2 separate regions of the Homo sapiens genome follow, and region 1 is linked to region 2. A link is an interaction called in ENCODE POLR2A ChIA-PET data of the cell type or tissue named here. Cell type or tissue: GM12878. All regions are shown on one strand. Each heading gives the region's core, and the rest is flanking DNA. Links, peaks and the distances in the headings are about the cores only.

Region 1 (10,906 bases), core at 950-8,949, 70 kb after region 2:
TCTACCCATTCTAAAATGTAAACTCCACACATACGAGGCCTTGTCATAATTTTGTACACCATGCTTGAAAAGCAACCCCTAAGAGGATAAGTAGAGAAGAATGTGTTATGTTTTAGGTGTTTTACCTAAAAATTTGAATTAGCAATTATGCACACAGTTTGGTCAAATGTTTCACTCCACACTCTGGTCAGCAAGAGATGCTGTACATTGGGTAGCAGGTTTTCTGAACTAATGGTGTTCAGAGGATTATTCATCTGTCAACATAACCTTTGGAGTTGTATCCCACACATTTGTTTAAGAGGAAATTTGGAACTATCGAGATATAATGCATGTAGCCTTATATTCAGTGGAATGGGATAAGGAGGGTTCAACACAAAAGGCTGCCCAATACGTGAAACCATGTCCTTTTAATCCAGTGGTTCTCAGACAAGGGTGATTCTGCAGTGCTGTCTCCCTAGGATATTTTGCAATGTCTACATTTTTTGCTTGTTTGTTAGAATTTGGGAATTAGGGTGCTATAGGCATCTGATGTGTGAGTCCCAATAATCTTATAAATGTCCAACCATGAACAGAACAGCCCCCCTCACACAATGAATGACCCAGTGCACAATGTTAAAATGACAATGTTCAGAAGCCATGTTTTAAACTAAATATTCTTCATAAAGTAATTTCACAGGGACCAGAAAAACCATCCATGAAGACAAGAAAGAAAAAGTTGTGTATTTTGGAAAGAAAATAGAGAGACACATAAACAGAAAATTTGAATTCAAACATTCAAACAGGGGACAGGAAAAAGCAACCCATGCTGGTGGGGAGAGGCTGATGGCAGACTCAGGGTGAGGGCGCTCTGGGGAGTTTTCCTGTCACTGCCCAATGGGCCTGCAGCACTGTGAGATTGTAGCTTTCATCATGAGACTGACAGGAGAAGTCAGCCTCATCTCCAATCCGCAGCCCAGAGACGGTCAGGGAGGCAGAGTTGGGGGAGCTGTCCATGGAGCCAGAGAACTGATCAGAACTAGGTAAGTGACATGAATATTTGACATAAGACATGAGAATGGAAAGTAAACAGGAGAGTTGAATTTAAAAGCGTTTTGGAGAGAGAATCCACATGGCTGGTGACCAGTTGGATCACTGGGTAGGGTAGAGAAAAGAGTCCAAATAAATTGGAGGTTTCTCATTTTGTGGACCAGTTGTGCAGGCTGCTCTTAACTTTGGTAGGAGATTTTAAATAGAACCTAATTATGACACATTGGTAAGAGTTTATTTTCCTATTTCAGAAAGGCAAGCACCAGGCAATGAAGCAGGTGCGGCTATGACAGTGAAGCTTTGCCACCTATTATCACAGACACACAGTCACACACGGTGGACTCTGTCCATGTGATGAGTTGTCAGACTGAAATGCAGTGAGGGATCCCCGGCTACCTATGGGGGCCACAGAAGAGACATAAAAACCTTTTTAAGTGAGAAAGTCCTCATTAAATTATTGAAGGTTTTATGCAATTCTTTGTGCAATATATATTTATAAAGAACATACTAACATCAGCTTGGTGCCAAATAACAATGTCATCTGAAGAGCCGGGAGGGAACCCCACACTCTGGTGTGCTCACTTCAGTGGTTCTGTTAGGGATGAGGATGGTGAGCCTGCTTTTAGCTTTCCTGTTTCCCAGGGTTTTCCCCTGGGAGATGGCGTCAACACCACCTGCTACTACTAACACAAGTAGTCAGCCAGCAGGCTCCTCTCTGCTGGCTACTTCACACTTTCCCCTCTAGCCTCTGGCACCTCTTTCCACATATTCCTTCTATTGTCCCTGATTTATCTTGTCAATGACATCAGAAGATAACTCAACAAGCTTTTCTACCCACTCTGAGCTTTTCGAGTGTTGAAGGTGAGGGGCCACAATTTAATCAACTCTAGGTATTCACATTTCCTTTGTTTTATTTTATTTTATTTTATTTTAGGCTGAGCCTCACTCTGTCACCCAGGCCAAAGTGCAATAGTGTGATCTTGGCTCACTGCAACCTCCGCCTCCTGGGTTCAAGTGATTCTCCTCCCTTAGCCTCCTGAGTAGCTGGGACTACAAGCATGCACCACCACACCTGGCTAATTTTTGTATATTTAGTAGAGATGGGGTTTCTCCATGTTGGCCAGGCTGGTGTCGAGCTCCTGACCTCAGGTGATCCGCCCACCTCGGCCTCCCAAAGTGCTGGGATTACAGGGTTGAGCCACCATGCCCGGCCCACATTTCCTTTATATTGCACCTGGCATTCACAATTATGTCCTCTAATCTTTTACCTATTAGATTGCTCTCAAATACTTGTATTTTATTTCATTGATTAATCTTCTCCTTACAGAACAATTTTCCACTTACTATGCTTATAGGATGCATTAGGTATTAACTTCACAGTAAGAATCAGAGTTTCTTAAGAAGTGTAACTTTTCTAATAAAGTATATTTTAATTGTTGGTAAAAGTCTAAAATCTCACATGCCAAATAAACAAATAGGGGTCTCTGCAAAGAGAAAAAGGCCCTTTGATCAATGTGTTTCTATGTTGTGGTTGTATGGGGGTCATCTAAATGATGGGTGAAGATGGGGTTGGGGTTGCTACTCACTTCATTGGAGGAGCGGGCAGAAACCTGCCTCTGCATTGCAGTTGCATAGGACACAGTGCTCTCTCCTGGGTTGTATATTAACAAGTCAATGTCCCTGGAGCCATGTGGGGGGCAAAGATGTGGGGGGCTTTGGTCCGCCATTAGAAATGTGGTGCTGTCACACATGCATTTTTATCTCGATGGAAAACTATCTTTAAACCAGATATTTTCCCCAAAATATCAAAAATCATTTTCAACTACAAGCTAACGCTCCCACTTCATTTGTTCTTTCCAGATACTGCCTGAGGTATGTCAGAGGATAAGGAAAGGGCACAACAAGAGCACACACATGGGATCATTGTCTTGTGTGGGTGTTGGGGGCAAACAGGGACGTGGGGCCCAGGAAGCCTCAACTAAGTGTGAGGAACAAGTCTGGGTCTGTAGAAGGAATAAAGAGAGCTCTGTGACAGAGGGAAAGGGGATTCTAATGAGAGGACAGGCATGGGCCCAGGTCATAAGAAGGTGGGATAAGCTTGAGGTGACCCTGCTGAACACACACTCAAAGGCAGACCACCGGAACCTCTGAGCATTTAGTCCAGCATCTCCAAATAAAAGAGAAGGAAAATCTGGGAAAATAAATATTTCCTTAGTTTACCCTTGCATTCATTTTTACTACTGATTAATGCATGTGTATGTTCATGTAAGTATCTAGCCACAAATATATTCACAACAATGTTTCCTATAAATATTCATTAATACTGCAGATTTAGTTATTTTAACTTATGATATTATTTTTAATAGTTTTGAATAGCACACACTTTGTCACGTGGAAACCAGCCCTTGTCATTTTTGGTTTAGTTTAAACAGTGCTCTATGACGCCCCCGCATACCGAGTGAAGCTAGGGGAGCTCCTGAGTTTTCGTCTCACTTCCCCTGAGGCGCTGTGTGAGCACTGAGGCTGCTGTCCCAGGCTGAGCAGTAATAGGCAGGCTTGTCCTTGGTCTGGAGGCCAGAGATGGTCAGAGATGCCATGTTCCTAACCGGGAGCCAGGGAATCTCTCTGAGATCCCTGAGAGTTGGCTGTTTTTCCTGTTGATCAGGTGTTTGGGGGCATGGCCCTGGTGCTGCTGCGGCCAGACAGCTCCATCTTTGCCAACATTGTTGCTGTCCCCAGTGCAGGTGAGTGTGGTTGTCTATCCCAAGCCCTTGGATACAGAGAGCTGCTGAGTCTGCCCTGCCTGGGCCACAGACACTGCAGGGGGACAGAGAGGGCCATGAGAGCAGGTTTACAACCCAGTGAGCCAGAGAGTGAGGGGGTATGGAGCAGAGCTGGGTGTGGATCCCCCGACATAAGGTTCTTTCTCACCTGAATAGTGAGGGTGGAGATGGAGGAGAGGAGCCCAGAGCATAGTGCAGATTTCCAGCTTCCTGGAGCACTGCTTTGGAAACTGAGCTCCTCTAAGTACCTTTGTATCTCCCAAAAACGTCGTAAGGTAGAGTCACTGTATTCACATAAGACCTTGCTATGTGTCTCTTACTTGTCCACCCTGATCTGGGTACTCACAGGTCAGAAGGAGAAAAGATAAAGAGGAGATGAGCTGACCCAGTGGGTGGAGGTGGCCTGGCTCATTATGACTCTGGGTCGGGGCAGGTCAGTGTTGCATCCCAAACCTAGTCCAGTGAGCTGATGGCTGAACTCCCTTGGAGGCCCTGAGTGGTTTTCATTTGGGCAGGATCATCTCAGTGATGATCCTCACTGTCCTCAGACCCAAAATATTTCCTGCCTCTCTGCCACATCCGGGCATTTCAATGAGAGGAGCATCGGTTGTCCTGATCCTCTTTTCTGAAGCTGTTCATGAGGTTGGAGAGGAATCCAGGGTAGCTGGGAATTCTAAACAAAGCACTCATCAGGCTTAGCGATGCCCTTCTTACTAACAAAACGTTTGTCTTTCAGCTGTATCACCACATACATTGTGATTTCACTTAAGTCATCTATTAATATTCATTTTCTGTTTTAATTTTTTTATGAAAGCAATGCTCACAGGGTTGAATCGCATTCATTTTATTGGCACTCATATCTTCAGCTACTGAAATAACTCTCTATTGTTTTAAATTATCTTTTAACCTTCGTATGTGTTTCCATCTTTTTCAGAGGCTCTTACATAAGTGTATATAATGTGCTTCCAGTCTAACTTTCAAATAGCTCATGGTATAAACTTAAAAAAAATTATAGTGCATGTTCATATTTTAAAATAATTTATTTCTTTAGCTCTTGGCTTTTTAATTTTATTTATATATTTATTGCCTTTGAAACTCATAATAATACTTTTATTTTATTACTTCCAACTAGTTAGCATTCCATCAGCTAACTGCAGGTTATAAATTCCCCTTGTGTTTGACAACTAGCTTGTTTTTTATACTTTTCCCCTAGTAAGGACCTTCTCATAAACATTTCCTTGTGTCTCTGTACAGAGTGGACTTGGTGCAAGACAGATGCTCACCCTCTTAAGGTATCTTCGTGCTGAGGGACTTTGCTCAAAATAGCTGAATTTGTTTTTACAACCTGCTGTGAGTGAGAGTTTGGGATTCCCCACATCCTCACTGGCATCTTTTTTTTTTATTTAAATTTGCAATATCATTTAACAGCTTTCCACCCTCAGTGGCTTCATGTCTTACTCAGAAGTATGCCCACAGGAATCAAAGGTCACTCAAATCCCACATTATCTACCTCTTCTCTCTCTTTTATCTTTCTGGCCCAGGCTCTAACACTCTAAACTTTCTTTTCTTGGTTTCTCTACAAAAGGGCTTCTCACTCCCTTCTTGCTCTTTTCTTACTCTCTTTGCTTTTTGCAAGGCCTGGAAAGCTCCCCATGCACAGACATGCTTGGCTCATTCCACAATTTCTACTTGAAGATCTTATTCCCTTCTCTTTGTCTCTGGTGGAATTTAACATATTTTGATGTCACATTTATCTGCTCTCATTTTGAGACCCGTGAATGGCTTGTTTGTGTCCTTTGAACATTTTTACTGGGTTTCCTTTTTTTCTGTCTTCGCTCATTTCAAAGTTGTCTTCTGGATGCAAACAGCAATACTTTGTCCTTGCCAATGTCTTTCCACTCTTGCATATCCTTCTCTCTTTTTACCAACTGTGGTCCTCTTTGGGAAAAAAAAAGCTTCAAATAATTGCAACCAAATACTTCAAATTTTCTTTTATGAATTGACTTTTGGGTTTATTTAAGAAGTACTTTCTCATATGAAATAAAAATAATATTTCTATTTTTCCAAACTAAAGTTTTTAAACTTTTTCTTTTCTAAATTATATTTTAAATCTGTTTGGATTTTTTAATAAAAGTATGAATTAGGTACTCTACTTAATTTTATGAACAGAGTTAGCCATATTTCCAAGGTCACATAAAAAATCATCAGTCCTATCTACTCTAATTTTTAAGAGAATTATGTAAATGTCAAGATCTCAATCATGCATGATTTTAGCTAATATTGCTTGGTCAAATAACTCAATATCTGGTATCACTTCCATTACAAATTTTTGGTAAATAATCTTAGGTAATTTTTATCTCAATTTTCAATTTGAGTTTTAAAATAAGTTAAGCAGTTTCCTAAAATATTACTGAAATTTTAATTACACTTATATTAATTTGATGGATTAATCCTAGGACACTGCCATCTTTACAATACTGATTTATACAATCCATGACATAGTATAACTCTTATAGTGTATTGGTATTTTGTATTTTTTAACATTGTTTATTATTTTCTCCTATTAACCCCTTATACATTCATTGTCACATCATTTAAATACATTTTTATAATTTTTAGTTAATATGCATTATCTGTGTTGTACTTTTTAGAATAAAAAAGAAAAGTTCAGCAGCAAGGCCTCTATTCCATGACCATAATCCCATAGTGCTGCTTTTGTTGGGGCTTCAGGAGTCAGTAGTGAAAGGGAGAGTGACAGATGAGAAAATAGAATTAGTTAAATCTGAGTTCCTTTTCCAGTCGCTAGAGACACATGTGAGACCCAAGGATGCTGTGCCAGCTCAAGGGTGGTCTCCATGTCTTTCTTGCTTTCTGATGTGGCTGGAATTAGCCTCCCTCCATCCACACCATTATCTTTCTGAACAGGTTCTGCAACTCCAGGGACAGGACATGTATTACCCAAACCAGTCTGACAGTTCACCCCAGTCACCACGATGGTGTCAGGGGACATGGTGTGACTGATCTGGTCAAGTTGTCCTGAAGGCCAGAATTCCTGATCAGTGGGTCAGGGATGGCAGGTCTCGATCATTCTGGGGGGATTGTGTGCAAATTGAAATCCTGGGACTGAGGAGGTAATTTGCTCCCATGTGAGCATTCATCCAGGGGCAAGAAACGGTCATGAAGAAAGAATATCTCAAAGAAGTCTAAGAGGGAGATTCCTCTCTTGCCATCTTGAATGAAAAAGTCTCTTTGATACCTTTGACAAAGGCTAACAGGCAGTTTGATATTTCCGTTGGAGTAATGAGCTCAGGGCCTCCCCCAGCCCCCTTGCCCATGAAGGCTCCTTCTGCAGCGTGACTCAATACCATCCTGTCCATGTCCTAAGGCCAGCCTTGAGCCCTCTCCCCTCACCCAGGCTTCAGTCCCTCCTCCCCACAAACATATGCTGGGTATAAACAGTCTCCCCCAGTGACCCTAGTTGGACCCACAGCCATCATGCTTCCCACCTCCTTGTCCATCTTGTCTGAGGCATCTGGACTTTTCTTCACAAACTTAGCTCAGATCCTCTGTCTTCCTTGTCCAACCCTCTGATGGCTCCTCTACCACCATTACTGAGCTCTCCTCTCCTCTCCTCACTAAGTGATGACATCTTATTGTATTGATATTATTACTCAATTGTCTCATCTCTTCCACCAGATGGTGTCTGGTCCATGAGGACAGGGACACTTCCTGTCTTGTCCACCCTGTTTCTTGAGCCCCTAGACCTAAGGCTGGCACATAGTAGGTGCTAATTGAATGGTGTGGATGGACAGACGTCTGGCAGTTGAGGCTCTTTGGTCAGACACAGTGGGTGCTGTGTTCCTGGTCCTGTCCTGATCCATGATGGACTTGGTTCCCAGGGAAGCCTGACCCTGGTATTGAGGAATTGATATGGCTTGGCTCTGTGTCCCCACCCAAATCTCATGCTGAGGAGGGGCTGGTAGGAGGTGATTGGATCGTGGGGGCAGATTTCTTTCTTGCTGTTCTTAAGATTCACTATCATGAGTGAGTTCTTGTGAGTTCTGGTTGTTTAAAAGTGCGTAGTATTTCCCCTTCTCTCTCTCTCCTGCTCTGCCATATCAAGATGTACTTGCTCCCCTCGTCCTTCCTCCATGATTGTAAGTTTCCTGAGGCCTCCAATTCATGCTTCCTGTACAGCCTGCAGAACTGTGAGTCAATTAAAGACTGTGAGCCTTTCTTCATAAATTACCCTGTCTCAGGTAGTTCTTTATAGCAATGTGAGAATGGACTAATATAGATATTTATTTCAATATATGACAGTATGACAATTTATTATTGCCAAGGGTTGGATATGGGGGTAGAATTGAGAGAGGACTGGGAAACATTATTTAGACCATGTTTGCTTCAGTGCTTCTCATACTCCACATTTTGTCCACCAAAAAAAATCACAGTTAAGCACTTATTTGGTGAATGGGTTGGGGGCTGCACAGGGAAACTCTGTCACTGGAAAGACAGCATATCTTTGTCTTCCTTCCCCGGTGGCCTACAGTTCTGTGTGAGCATTAATGCTTGTGTGCCAAGATAAAGAAAAATAGTCAGCCTTATCCCCAGACTGGAGCCCAGAAATGCTCAGCGAAGCCTGTGAACCAGGACAGAACCCTGAAGGCCAATGGCTGTTTTCACAAATGAGGAGCTATGGAGCCATTCCTGGGAGCTGCTAGTACTCATTAACATGAAAACCACCCCCAGTGCTGGTGGCACTTCCAGTGCAGGAGATAGTGACCCTCTATCTTGGGGCCCCTGCCACTGATGGAGGTTGAGTCAGCACAGACTTGGCCCAGGACCCTGGAAGTGGAAGAGACACAGAAGTGGTGATACTGTTCTAGAGACAAGATGAGAAAGCAGAGTCCCTTGGGCTTCCCAGGGCTCCTCCCCTGGGCCTGTGTCTAGTCACCTGTACAGTGAGTGAGGAGTATGAGGAGGAGAGGGGACCAGTCCATGGTGGAGATTGGCCTGATTCCTGCCTTCTGTGCCTACAGCTACCGCAGAGCTTCTCCCAATCTTTCTCCCTCTCTTTATACTCTTTGAGGAAAAAAATCCACCTATGCAAGTGACAACCTCTCAGCTTTTTGATCCCACTCTGTGTTTGGGTCAGGATCAGGGCCCTGTGCCTTTGGGGATCAGGGGAATGAGCAGGAGTGGAGCTGTGTTGTCCCAGGGGTTTGGAAGTTCACAGCTGTGAGGACTTAGCAGAGGGCAGGAGTCAGAATAGGTGGATGATGCCAGCTCTGAGCACACACACACCCTTCAGGAATGGACCCCAAACACTCTCTGTTGTCCAGCCCCAGACACACTACTGGCTGATATGCTAACCATTCAAGTTTAATACCATCATGGAAGTAAAATAAATTGTAAGATTTATTTTTCAGAAACACAGTAGTCTAGGTAATTTTTGTAAAGATAATATATATTGCAACAAAATAATTGAAGCTCTCTGAGTCCAATTTCAAATATGATAGAGATCTCAAGTATGACACTGAAGGAGAAAATATAATTGACTAATATCCTATGGCTCTTGGTGTTTATTTATGTGAGGCAGAATGCAGTGGAGAAACCCTGTGAGCAGTCTGTGCAGTGACTCAGTCTGATAAGAGAGCAGAATCCACTGAATACATGTTGTCCCTTCATTCTGTGCCTCCCATAATGCATTGTGCCACACCAGCCTATTGTGACTCTCAGCGGGGACTCATGAATTCAATACCATGTCTTCTGTCTGCATTGGGTGAAAAACCTGTAGGTTTGTCTGTAGAGTGGGACACTGGATCATTGGATTTCACAGCCAGGCAGGGGAGCTGGACTAAGTTATTCTTACTGTCTCTCAATCAACACACTTCAGTCTCCTCAGATTCTGGTTTTTCGTGTTTGTTTGTTTTGGTATTGAGATAGGATTACTTTTATCTTACACTCATGAGATTGAAAAAATAACAAACATTATTTGTTTAAAATGTAAATTATTTTCACTGTCTCCAGCTAGGGTACTGTCAGGCTAGATAATACACCATTTTTTTGTTGAAAGAAAGTAAGGAAGGCCTTCTGTCCTGCATTGTTCCATCACCACTAACATCATTGTGAAGAGGTCACCAGGGGACAATGTGAAACTTCTGAGGTCAGCAAGGCCTGAAGCAAACTCAAATGGTTCCTATTTCAACAAAGTTGGACTCTTGCTTACAGGCCTGTGCACATGGTGGAGCAGGTGCTTCCTCCCCAGGGGCAAACTCAGAACTCACAGCCACCCTACACCTCCCCTTTAGAGAGGAGCTGTTCTCTGGGATGAAGACTCAGAAATGTATGCCTATGATGGTGGTAAAAAGAATCAGGTTTGAATAATGGACCAGACAAGCACTGACATTTTACCAAAAAATTTGAGGGAGATAAAAAGAACATTGCGGTGTCCAGCCTCAGTTTGAAGACCCAGGGGTTCCTGCAACATCCACACCATGGCCTGGACTCCTCCCTTCCTCCTACTCTTCCCTCTTCTCTCACACAGCTCAGGTTCATGGAGATCTGGGTGGGGCTGGGCAGATGAGGGACCAGAAGGCCACTCGAGAGGGGGTGTTCTAGGCTGACCAGTCTCTAAAGGAAGAAGGTGCATCACCAAGTACATGTGCCCCTTGAGCCTCAGTGGGCTCATCTAGAAAATGGGTTTTTCTCTCAGCAGAGCCCATCTAGATGGGTGGGGGCTCAGTGGGGTGAAACCTCACCCCTGGATCGCAAAAAAGGGCAACATGGAGAGAGGCGCCTGAGAGATGCCAGAACCAACTCTGACCATCTGGCCCTCAACTCATCGCCTTGTAGATGCTGCCTGTTGGCCAGGCCTGGTTAATTGTTTTCCTTCTTCTCTGCCTTGAATAAACAGGGATTCCCAAGGCTGAGCAGAGCCTCACAAACAGGATGAGGCTACTAATGTACCTTCCCTGCCCATGGGTGCTCTCCCTGTTAGGTTCCCCTTCAGCTCTCAGGCTGAGGGCAGAGACAAGAGCAGGTTCACAGCTGACTCTTCCAGTTCAGCCCCATCCTGAGTCCAGTACAATGTGGCC
Region 2 (10,906 bases), core at 1,858-9,857:
GCCCGGGCGGCGCCCGCCATGAATGGGCTGTCGCTGAGTGAGCTCTGCTGCCTTTGCTGCCCGCCCTGCCCCGGCCGCATCGCTGCCAAGCTCGCCTTCCTGCCGCCGGAGGCCACCTACTCCCTGGTGCCTGAGCCCGAGCCGGGGCCTGGTGGGGCCGGGGCCGCCCCCTCGGGGACCCTGCGGGCCTCCTCGGGCGCACCCGGGCGCTGGAAGCTGCACCTGGCGGAGCGCGCCGACTTCCAGTACAGCCAGCGCGAGCTGGACACCATCGAGGTCTTCCCCACCAAGAGCGCCCGCGGCAACCGCGTCTCCTGTATGTATGTTCGCTGCGTGCCTGGTGCCAGGTACACGGTCCTCTTCTCGCACGGCAACGCCGTGGACCTGGGCCAGATGAGCAGCTTCTACATTGGCCTGGGCTCCCGCCTCCACTGCAACATCTTCTACGACTACTCCGGCTACGGTGCCAGCGCGGGCAGGCCTTCCGAGAGGAACCTCTATGCCGACATCGACGCCGCCTGGCAGGCCCTGCGCACCAGGTGAGGGCGACCCTGGGGGCAGCTCAGCCTGGGCACACCCAAGAGGGGACCAAGCCGGGGGCCGGGGGGCGGGCTTCCCTGGGAGGAAGTTGGGCGGCCCTGCAGGAGGGGAGCCACAGTGGATGCACAGGGCCAGAGAGCCGGACAGGCGAGCTGGGGTGTGCAGGTGCCACCTCCACATGGCTGAGGTGTGGCCAGGCGGTCCTCCCACACCCTGGCCTGTGGAGCCAGGCTCCCTGGAACCCCTGGCCTGAGGACGGGAAGGGGCTGAGCTTGTCACAGGGGCGTGGATGCCACCCGGTGGGAGGGAGTGGGTGGTGGTCTGGGGGTCTGTGCACGTGTGGCTGGGAGCCCATCTGCCGAGGCAGCACTTGGGGCCAAGTGAGGCGAGGCTGCTGCATCCAGGTCCCGAGGCCTGGCCCACGAGGCCCTGTGGCTGCGGAGCTTGGCCATCCTGGGGCAGGGCCTGCAGGGTAGGGTGCAGACCCCCAGCACACACCCGAGGTCTGGGCCAGCCTCGATTCCAGATCCAGCCCTCCTAGTCATCCAGGTCCCCAGCCCTGCGCTTGCCTGGGCCCTTCACCGGTGTTTGAGCACCGCCCGGGCCAGTGCTGCTTTGGACGAGGAGACCCGGGTGGGCCTCTGGTGGCCTTTCCTGCTCGCCATCCACTGGGGCTGTCTCGTCCTGGCCCTGCCCAGCCCACTGGTCTGACCTGCTCCTGCAGGGGACCAGGCACAACTCTGAGAAGTCAGAGGCCCTGGGGAGGTGGGGTCCTCGTTGCCTTGGTGATATTGCAGGCTGTCCCTGCTGTGGGCCTGGGAGCTGGTCCCCTGGCACCACCCTGGCTCTGGGGGCCTCCCAGCAGTGTGGGGCGCTGACACCAAGTACCACTTCATGCGACTTCCTCGGCCCCTCCTGTCTCTACTGCCTGGGCCACTGGCAGAGTCACACCCGCCATGGCCAGCTCTGAGCTCGTCTGCTCGGCCATCTGTCCTGCTGCCACTTTGTCCTGCAGGAACCTAGGCCCAGAGCTGTGAGGGGGAGGCCAGAGCGTGCCCAGGGCCTCCACTGGGGATGTGTCCCGTTCGTTTGAGTGGTGACATCCAGGTGGCAGCTGGGGGCTCCTGCCTGTAGCAGGTGACAGGGCTGGGCTGGCTCAGCACACTACTGACCATGGCTGCCAGGGAGCAGGCCAGGGAGGCCGAGGCAGAGCTGGGGCCACAGGCACCAGCCAGGCAGCATCCTTTGGGGCATGGGTGAGTGGCGAGCTGTGGAGTGCTGCCAGGAGGCTGGGATTCCAGGCCAGGGACGGGGACAGCCCGCTGGTGGAGTCCGAATGCCAGGCAGAGGGGACGCACACCTGCCCATGCTCCTGCCTTGCAAGAGGGCATCTACCTGGGATCAGAGCCTAGAGCGTGTGGGAGGAGAGTTGTGGGGTCCCGGCATGGGCAGGGTAGCAGGTGGGTCCCGCGTGGTTGGGACTGGGCACGAGGAGGCCTTGTAACTGGTGCTGGATCAGCTGGGTCAAGGGCCGCACACCAGTGACCTGGGGGTGAGGGTGCCCCTGGGTGGGAGCTGGTGGTGCTGAGGTGGCCAAGGACTTGTCCACTCCCAAGGGAAGGTGCTGGTGGGAGGGGGTGCCACCTCCGCAGCCACCACCTTCGATGCTGACCTGGGTTGCACTGGCATCTCATTGGGCGTGGGGACTCCGAGAGTCCAAAATTGGGTGGAGACATTTGGGGACACAGCTGCCTGAATTCCTCATGGCCAAGGGGGTGGGCAAGGGCTGCAGGAAGGAAGAGTGTCCGCTGTCCTGGCCAGTGCACCAGGAACGGCTTTCTAACCCGGGCAGGAAGGCGTGACGCATTCAGGATGTGGGGGGCACACAGTTCCCAGTGTGCACCTAGGGGTGACCAGGAGGAGAAGAGGCGCCAGGGCCTCCCCTACCCCCGCCCCAGGGGCACTCCGTAGGCGGGATCCCTGCAGATCCTTGCTAGGAAACGCCAGTGAACGGCAGCGCCAGGGAACGGGGCGGGGCCGCTGGCTTCGCCCACCGCCGTGGTGTTGGGGGGCTGGGGGTGGCCCTCGGGACTGGTGTGGAGCCTGGGCCTGACCCACTGACTTGGCTGAGTGGGGAGACTAGAGGGTCGCATCCGGAGCTGGGCCCGGGGACGCCCGCTGGTGGGAAGGGTGCGCGCGCGTCGGAGGCAGCGGCTGACCCTGCTCGGGCGCCGCCAGGTACGGCATCAGCCCGGACAGCATCATCCTGTACGGGCAGAGCATCGGCACGGTGCCCACCGTGGACCTGGCCTCGCGCTACGAGTGTGCCGCGGTGGTGCTGCACTGCCGCTCACCTCGGGCATGCCCGTCGCCTTCCCCGACACCAAGACCTACTGCTTCGACGCCTTCCCTAACATCGAGAAGGTGTCCAAGATCACGTCGCCCGTGCTCATCATCCACGGCATGGAGGACGAGGTGATCGACTTCTCACACGGGCTGGCGCTCTACGAGCGCTGCCCCAAGGCGGTGGAGCCGCTGTGGGTGGAGGGCGCCGGGCACAACGACATCGAGCTCTACAGCCAGTACCTGGAGCGCCTGCGTCGCTTCATCTCCCAGGAGCTGCCCAGCCAGCGCGCCTAGCGGCGGCCCCAACCGGCCAGACCTCAGCAATAAGGCGGTCCCCGGACCTCACCCCGCGCCGGCCCCCCAGGGGCTGCATGTGGACCCCCGGGCGGCCTAGGGGACCCTGCCCCGAGCCGGGGGCTGTGGACGATGTACAGGCAACAGAGCTACGCACTCCTTTCCTTTTGGAAGCAAGAAGAAAATAAGTGAAAACGGAAATTAAAGATTTAAAATTTTTAAAAAAAAGAAAAAGAAAATTTCAGTAAGAAAATAAACTGGTTGTCAAAAACACCTGTCTGTTAAAATTGGAATCAAACTGGCTGGGCGTGGTGGCTCACGCCTGTAATCCTGGCACTTTGGGAGGCCGAGGCGGGCAGATCACGAGGTCAAGAGATCAAGACCACGGTGAAACCCCGTCTCTACTAAAAATACAAAAGAAAATTAGCTGGGCACGGTGGCGGGCGCCTATGGTCCCAGCTACTCGGGAGGCTGAGGCAGGAGAATGGCGTGAACCCGGGAGGCGGAGCTTGCAGTGAGCCGAGATAGCGCCACTGTACTCCAGCCTGGGTGATAGAGCAAGACTCTGTCTCAAAAAAGAAAAAAAACAATTGGAATCAAACTTTTTCAAGAAGAGATGTACTTGGTTTCCTTGCGTAAATATTCAAAAGTTAATAGGATCTTTTTCACAGTTTAAAAAAATTAAACATAATTGTATTTAGTTTTATTGAATACTTATGTGGTGTATTACATATATTTTTGTTAATATTAAATTTTAAAAATTTTAAATTGTGCATTTTATATGATATATCATAGATTGTTGTTTTACTTTGAGTTTTCTCATTTAAAGTTATAACCAAAGTGACCCTATTATTCATTTTTTGTGCTATGCATTTAACATTTTCATATACTTCTTTTTTCCATTTTCAGCTAGTATGTATTGCATTGTATTTAAAACCACCACAAGAGGCAGGAAAATGGGGAGCTGTTATTCAATAGCTACAGTTTTGCAAGATGGATAATTTCTGCAGATCTGTTGCACAGCAATGTGAATATAGTTAATACTTATGATCTGTACACCTAAAATGATTAAGATGGTAAATTTTATATGTATATTTTTACTATAATTTAAAAATCACCATCACAGGTTTGAAATATAAATATAACTTATTTTGTATAATGTAGAGTGTGTTCACATCAATAAGAAAAACCTAATATACCGATAAGAAAGAAGGGTGGGGGTGTATCAGATGCAATCCATCCTGTCTCATGTCAGGCAGCCCTGAGAGGGATGTTGGAGTCATTGACCAATTGTCTTGTTTGACTCTCACTATAATTTGAAGCCATTACAAAGGCCCCATCCAGTCCTGGGGGGTGGAAAAGAGGAAGAAGGCAGGAGCTTCTAATGAACGATTGTCTGCACAGGCTCCTTCTTTCACCTGTGCAGAGAAGGGAGAAGCAGAGCAAGATGTCCCTAGAGTTGCTTCCTAAATACTCAGAGTGGGGGCACAACTCCCCTACAGATCTCTGATCTTCTGCCACTATTATGAAATGGAACTTGTTCATTTTAGTATCATCATCCTTATGTGTCCCCAGCCTCACTGAAATCTTGGCATGCGTATCAGATGAACTTGGGATGAAGGAGAGGGTGATAATCATGGGCCTGACAAAGTCGGTGGGGAGAGGCAGGTGCTGAGTGTCCTCTGCACACTGCGAAGTCACAAGCACAGTCATATTCCACTGTGGAAAAGACTGTTTGCCCAACATCCCTGGAACCACAAAGACCTGCATCCTCTGAACCTCAAGAGGAGTGAACAGTTCAGAGACAGGCTGGAATGAGCAGTTGTGAGGAAGGTGACCTCACTCACTCCTGGAGCTGGTCAGTGGAGCTGGGGTTGGGGCATGCTGGACCAACCAGCTGATCAGAAGTTCTCAGACCACACACATCTCTAAGTCAGGTCTAGGCCCTAGTTTGGACATGTGTATGGTTTGAATATCCCCTCCAAAACTCATGGTAGAATTTAATTATCATGGTAAAAGTAATTGGAGGCAGGACCTTTAAGAGGTGATTAGGTCATGAGGGTTCCACCATCATGAATGGATTAGTGCCCTTATCCTGGCAATGGGATAGATATCTCAAGAGTGGGCTCCTGATAAAAGGATAAAGTTCAACCCTATTTACTCATTTTCACACTCTTCTTTGCCCTTTTTCCCTGAGATAATGCAGCAGAAAGACCCTTGCCAAATTTCAGCATCTGCTTGTGGACTTCTAAGGCCACGGAAATCTCAACCAAATAAACTTTTAGTCTCAGTAAGTTACCCAACATATGATATTCTATTATATCAGAAGAAAATGGGGGAAATGGACTAGGACAGCACGTGTAGGTTATTCATCTCCTTCCTCTTCTGTAATCTTCCTGGAGGGAAACTTAGCTCTAAGAACTGACCTACTCCACTGTAGGCATCATAAGGGGAAAAGATATGAAAAATATATCAAATTAACATTTTAAGAAAAAAACACATTTTACATCTATATATCCTAGGAAAATTAGACACTGGCTGAAAAAGTAACAACAGGAATCAATCCCTGAGCCAGAGTTGGTCCCAGGCAGGACAGTGGTGATTGCACCAGGCAGAGAGAACACAGGGGAGGTCCTAGTCTCACTTCCCTGGGGTTCTGGAGCACTGTGGAAGTGCCATGGCTGCTGAGATATGTAGTAGCCTCATCCTCTGGCTGCAGCCCAGAGATGTGCAGAATTACTGCATTGGCTGAGGCATCTTTAGATTTAGAAAAGTGACCGGGGACCCTGGAGCCATGGTGCTTACTTGAGTCAGATTAGCAGACTGTTCTACACGTGCTGTCCTAGTCCATTTTCTCCATTTTCTTCTGATACAATAGAATACCATATATTGGGTAACTTACTGAGACTAAAAGTTTATTTGGTTGAGATTTCTGTGACCTTAGAAGTCCACAAGCAGATGCTGAAATCTGGCAAGGGTCTTTCTGCTGCATTATCTCAGGGAAAAAGGGCAAAGAAGAGTGTGAAAATGAGTAAATAGGGTTGAACTTTATCCTTTTATCAGGAGCCCACTCTTGAGATATCTATCCCACTGGAGATATATCATCTCTCAGGAGATACTAGAGAGCACTCCCTAGATGCTACTGGTAGCAGGATATGTGCTAGCCACCAGCAGTGAAGCCACAGCTCAGGGTAAATGTGAGCCTCAGAATTTCCCAGAGATGCAGAGAGGGAGGGTGGCTGAGTCAGAACAGGCCGAGGTGGGGGGAACCTGCAAACACAAATGCTCATGGGTGAGTAAGCAGGGATGAAATGTGAGAGTGGAACACGGGGCAAGAACTCAGACTGGGAGGCTTTCCCAGGAATCTGAGGCCTGTCCCTACCTGATAAGTGAGAGGGGAGCAGCAGGGAGGAGCAGGGGCCCCGGCCATGGTGGACACAGCCCTCCCGAGGTCCAGAGCTGGAGTGGCTGCCCTAGGCCTCTCTTATCCCCTCCACTGGCCTCACAGAGGAAGGGTTATGGATGCAAATGTGTCCCACCCACTGCCTGCCCCCACCCCACTCTATGCATTTATTCAAGACCTGGGGACTGGTGGATGAGAGAGTCTGGCAGGACCTGGGAGGAAGTGGGTGCTGGAACCACACCCAGAGAAGATGCAGCAGCTGAGTCGGCTTCAGTGAGTGCAGGCTCCACTGCCCAGCCCTGGGGAGTTTAGGGGTTGGCACAGCTATGAATAGCCACTGTGCAGACCGTGAGACAGACCCACAGTGCCCCTGCTGCTCACTGGCCAGACTGCAGTCTCAGTGGGAATCATGTGAGTGCAGTCATCTAAGGGCCTGGTCCAAACCATCCATGAGCCATGCCCCTGCTCTGTCCTGAGCTACTGGTATTAATAAACAGCCTTTTCATTGAGGGCTCCTGGATTACTAGAAGAAGGACATATGGGAAATATAACAATGGCCTAATGTGACGAGGCTACAGTGAGGGGAGAATGCAGACAGCTTCTGGAGCAAAGACCCGGGCAGCTCCTTCCACAGGGATCCACCTCTACTCACAGAATAGGAAGGAAAAACTTAACATCAGTTAGAAATACATAAACGAAGGCCTCAATTGTTTGTTCCTGTGATGATTCATTGGATGCGTTCATCCATGAATGCATACTCAAGCAACTACCCTTCAGGCTTGGGTTCCTGGTGTCACTGGATTGATTTTGTTAATCATGGTTTTCACGTATTTGTATGTATACTCTTTTTTCTCCATGTCATTCACTCAGTTAATAAGAGAGTTGTATTAATATCTGTGTATATGATTATGGATTGATTATTTCTCTTTTTAATTCTGCTAAAAGAGACAGTTTTGCTTCAAATACTTTAAAGCTATTTTATTAGGTGCATACAATTTACAGTTGTTATGTGTTGTCATTGAACACCTTATTTCACCAGTATAAAATGCCTCCCTTTTCTTGGAAAAAAATGTTTTTCATAAAAGCTTTCATACTAATACTAACTTTAGAGTAGGCAGATAGCTAGACAGAAGCAGGAGGGGCAGCCCCTGAGAAAAGGGAGTTCTGGAAAATCTCACACCCCAGAGACCACCCAAAGCACACATGCTAGATACGAACAGAGATTAGGGTAAATACCTATGCCAGAACAAAGCCCCTTAAGACACCCAGTATTCACTCACTCTGAAGTTAACCTGTCAGAATGTAGCTAGCTGCATGCTGATAATAGGGGTGAGAGCAAAGGAGAAATTTCTAAGAGAGATGCAGGTACAGTAAGTATAGATTTGACCACCATACAACCTTCCTGGGGTGGCAGTAATGAGCAATGCAGCCATTAGGTAGAATTCCTATCAAACACTGGGCCCATGTGTGTGTTAAGGGAGGGTCCCACAGCCTGGGCTGGAAACTATGTGGGGAAAAGGCAGGGACTTAAGGCTGAAGCAGAAAAACTAGAGAAAGAAAAAAAGGTGGAGACTTAAAACAGAGGTGGGAACTCCAAGAAAAAGTGCAATATCATAAAAACTCAGTGCACATTTCTCGGGCCGCTGGCTCATTCTCTATCAGCAGCCCGCTCTGCCTTATCTTCCAGAGTACACTGTCTCTCTAAATAAACTATTTGCTCTCTGTTTTTCTTCAGTAAATTCTCTTTTTTGCCTAAATTGTCTCTTGGCCAAAACTTTCTCCCAAGACAAAGGACAGAGGATTGCCATACTTGCTTTCTGTAAGTGGTTTCATGGTATTTTCTATCCCTTTTTCATGTTAATAAGAACGTTTAATGTGTGATATACCCTCTGAATAAAATTTTAAGTACATAATACAGTGTTGTCAGCTGTAAGCACAGTGTTGTACAGCACATCTCTAGAACTTGTTCATTTTGCAAACCTAAAGCTTCATAGCCCTTGAGCAGTGACTCCCCATTTCCTTCTCTCCCTACCCCTGGCAACCAGCATTCTACTCCATTTCTGCTCGGTTGAGTATATTAGACACCTCCTATAGGCCGGACGTGGTGGCTCATGCCTGTAATCCCAGCACTTTGGGAGGTCGAGGCAGGCGGATCACCTGAGGTCAGGAGTTCGAGACCAGCTTGGCCAACATGGTGAAACTGTGTCTCTACTAAAAATACAAAAATTAGCCAGGTGTGGTGGCAGGCACTTGTAATACCAGCTACTCAGGAGGCTGAGGCAGGAGAATCGCTTGAACCCGGGAGGTGGAGGTTGCAATGAGCTGAGATCGCGCCATTGCACTCCAACCTGGGTGACAAGAGCAAAACTCTGTCTCGAAAAAAAAAAATTAGATACCTCATATAAATGAGGCCGTGCAGCATTTCCCCTTCTAAGATTGGCTTATTTCACTCAGTGTAATATCCTCCAGGGTTTTCCCTGTTGCTGCATATGGCAAAATTTAATTATTCTTTTTTTTTTGAGAGACAGAGTCTCACTCTGTCACCCAGGCTGGAGTGCAGTGGCGCAATCTCAGCTCACTGCAACCTCTGCCTCCCGGATTCAAGAGATTCTCCTGCCTCAGCCTCCTGAGTATCTAGAATTACAGGCTTCTGCCACCACACCCAGTTAATTTTGGTATTTTTAGTAGGGGCGGGGTTTCACCATATTGGTCAGGCTGGTCTTGAACTCCTGACCTTGTGATCCGCCCGCCTTGGCCTCCCAAAGTGCCGGGATTACAGGCGGGAGCCACCGTGCCCGGCCTAATTCTTCTTGAATTTGAACAGCATCCATTGCAGCTATACACCACATTTTCTGTAAACATTCAATGATTAGTGGACCTTATGCTGTCTCCATGTCTTTGAAATTGTGATTAATGCTGCATGAATAAAAATGTGCAAATATTTCTGCAATATCCTGATTTTCATTCTTTTGGATGTATGCTCAGAAGTGCTTTTTATTTAAAGAGTGTATCTTTTAATTTAGTTTGTCAATCCAAGTGAGGCCTGGTGGAGCTCTATCACTTCAGTAACAAGAAATTGAGAAATGTCCCCTGTCCCTGCTTTTCACAGGTTTCGTCTCAGCTCTTCAGCCTCCTGCCTCTTATGGGTTGGAAATCCACATCTGTCATAATGAGGACTAGTGTGGGCTTGAAATCATCAACCTCTACTTTCTTTTTCATCCCTGTGTTATTATAAATTATGGTTTTGGTCTTTGACCCCATTTCTTGTTATACAACTCCTAAAATACTTAAAATCACCAGAGTCTTTTTGTATGCTAATGAGATGACTGTTGGCTGACAGTCCCTAGGTAACTTCAGGATGGGGGCAGGTCACAAGAAAGACCAAGGCAGGGTTAGAGGGATGGGACTTTCAGCCTCATCTCCCAACCTCTGTGGAGGGGAGAGGGGCTGCCGATTATTCACCAATGGGCAGTGGTTTACTCCATAAAGCCTCGGTGAGGAAGCGTCCATAAAATAACCCAAATGGAGCTAGGCTGGGAGAACTTCTGGAAGGCTGAACACATGAAGATTACTGGACGGTGGTGCACCACTTCCCATACCTTGTGCTATGCATGTCTTCATCTATATGCTTGGTTGTATCCTTTTTAATAAACCTGTAAGTGTCTACTGAGCTCTGTGAGCCATTCTAGCAAATTAATAGAAGCCAAGGAGATGTTGTGAAATCTTCAACTTACAGCTATTTGGACAGAAGCACAGGTAAAGCAATCTGAGGCTTGGGATTGGCGTAAGTAGTGGGGCACAGTCTTGGGGAAATAGCCCTCAAACTGTAAGATCTGACCCTGTCTCCATGTGGATAGTGTCAGAATTGCATTCAATGAGAGGGCACCTGTGTGGTGTCCGCTGCAAAACCAATGGCTTGCTTTCTAGGGGGTGGGGAGAAATCCTACACATTTGGTCATGGAAACGTGTTGATTGTTGTGGTGTGAGAGCAGGGCAAAGATGGTTTTTGTATTTTCCACTCAACCCCAAAGGCACTGAATTATACTCAAAGCTCTTTCATTAGCCTTTGGCATGACCTAGCCTTTGGCATGACCAAGTGTATTTTCATTGTGTAGCCTGTGCTTCCTCTTGTCTTTTCCTTTGTGGGGTCCCAATCATCCGTTCTAAGGAATGTTCCTGCTCCATTTGTGGACAGTCACAGAACCCACAGACTTCACAAACTGCCTTAGGTGGAAACAAGGAGCATTAATATGTGTGAATTCCCTCTTTGACTCCACAAACCTTAGCACCTTTTCCTGGCCCATAAGCTGACTAGTCCCCTGA

The links. Peaks named below come from ENCODE experiments on the same cell type or tissue, not always from the same donor. Only the 100,000 strongest peaks of a DNase experiment are listed, where the experiment ranks them.
Region 1: POLR2A ChIA-PET joins it to region 2 with 14 read pairs; 4 of 35 experiments call an interaction of 5 or more read pairs at or near these places.

Annotation. Positions count from the first base shown.
Region 1 is chr22:22,036,546-22,047,451 of GRCh38, reverse strand. It overlaps the pseudogene PRAMENP, IGL and the pseudogene IGLV10-67. Among named protein-coding and RNA genes, the nearest start is that of TOP3B, 59 kb to the right of the region's middle. RefSeq lists an enhancer at 9,993-10,142. In GM12878, for the core only: a CTCF peak has its summit at 3,511; DNase peaks (open chromatin) are centred at 3,527 and 5,181; H3K4me3 peaks cover 1,600 bases; H3K27ac peaks cover 1,142 bases.
Region 2 is chr22:22,107,118-22,118,023 of GRCh38, reverse strand. It overlaps IGL and the pseudogene ABHD17AP5. Among named protein-coding and RNA genes, the nearest start is that of TOP3B, 130 kb to the right of the region's middle. RefSeq lists a silencer at 6,292-6,361 and an enhancer at 6,682-6,761. In GM12878, for the core only: CTCF peaks have their summits at 6,955 and 7,988; DNase peaks (open chromatin) are centred at 6,423 and 6,853; H3K27ac peaks cover 2,026 bases.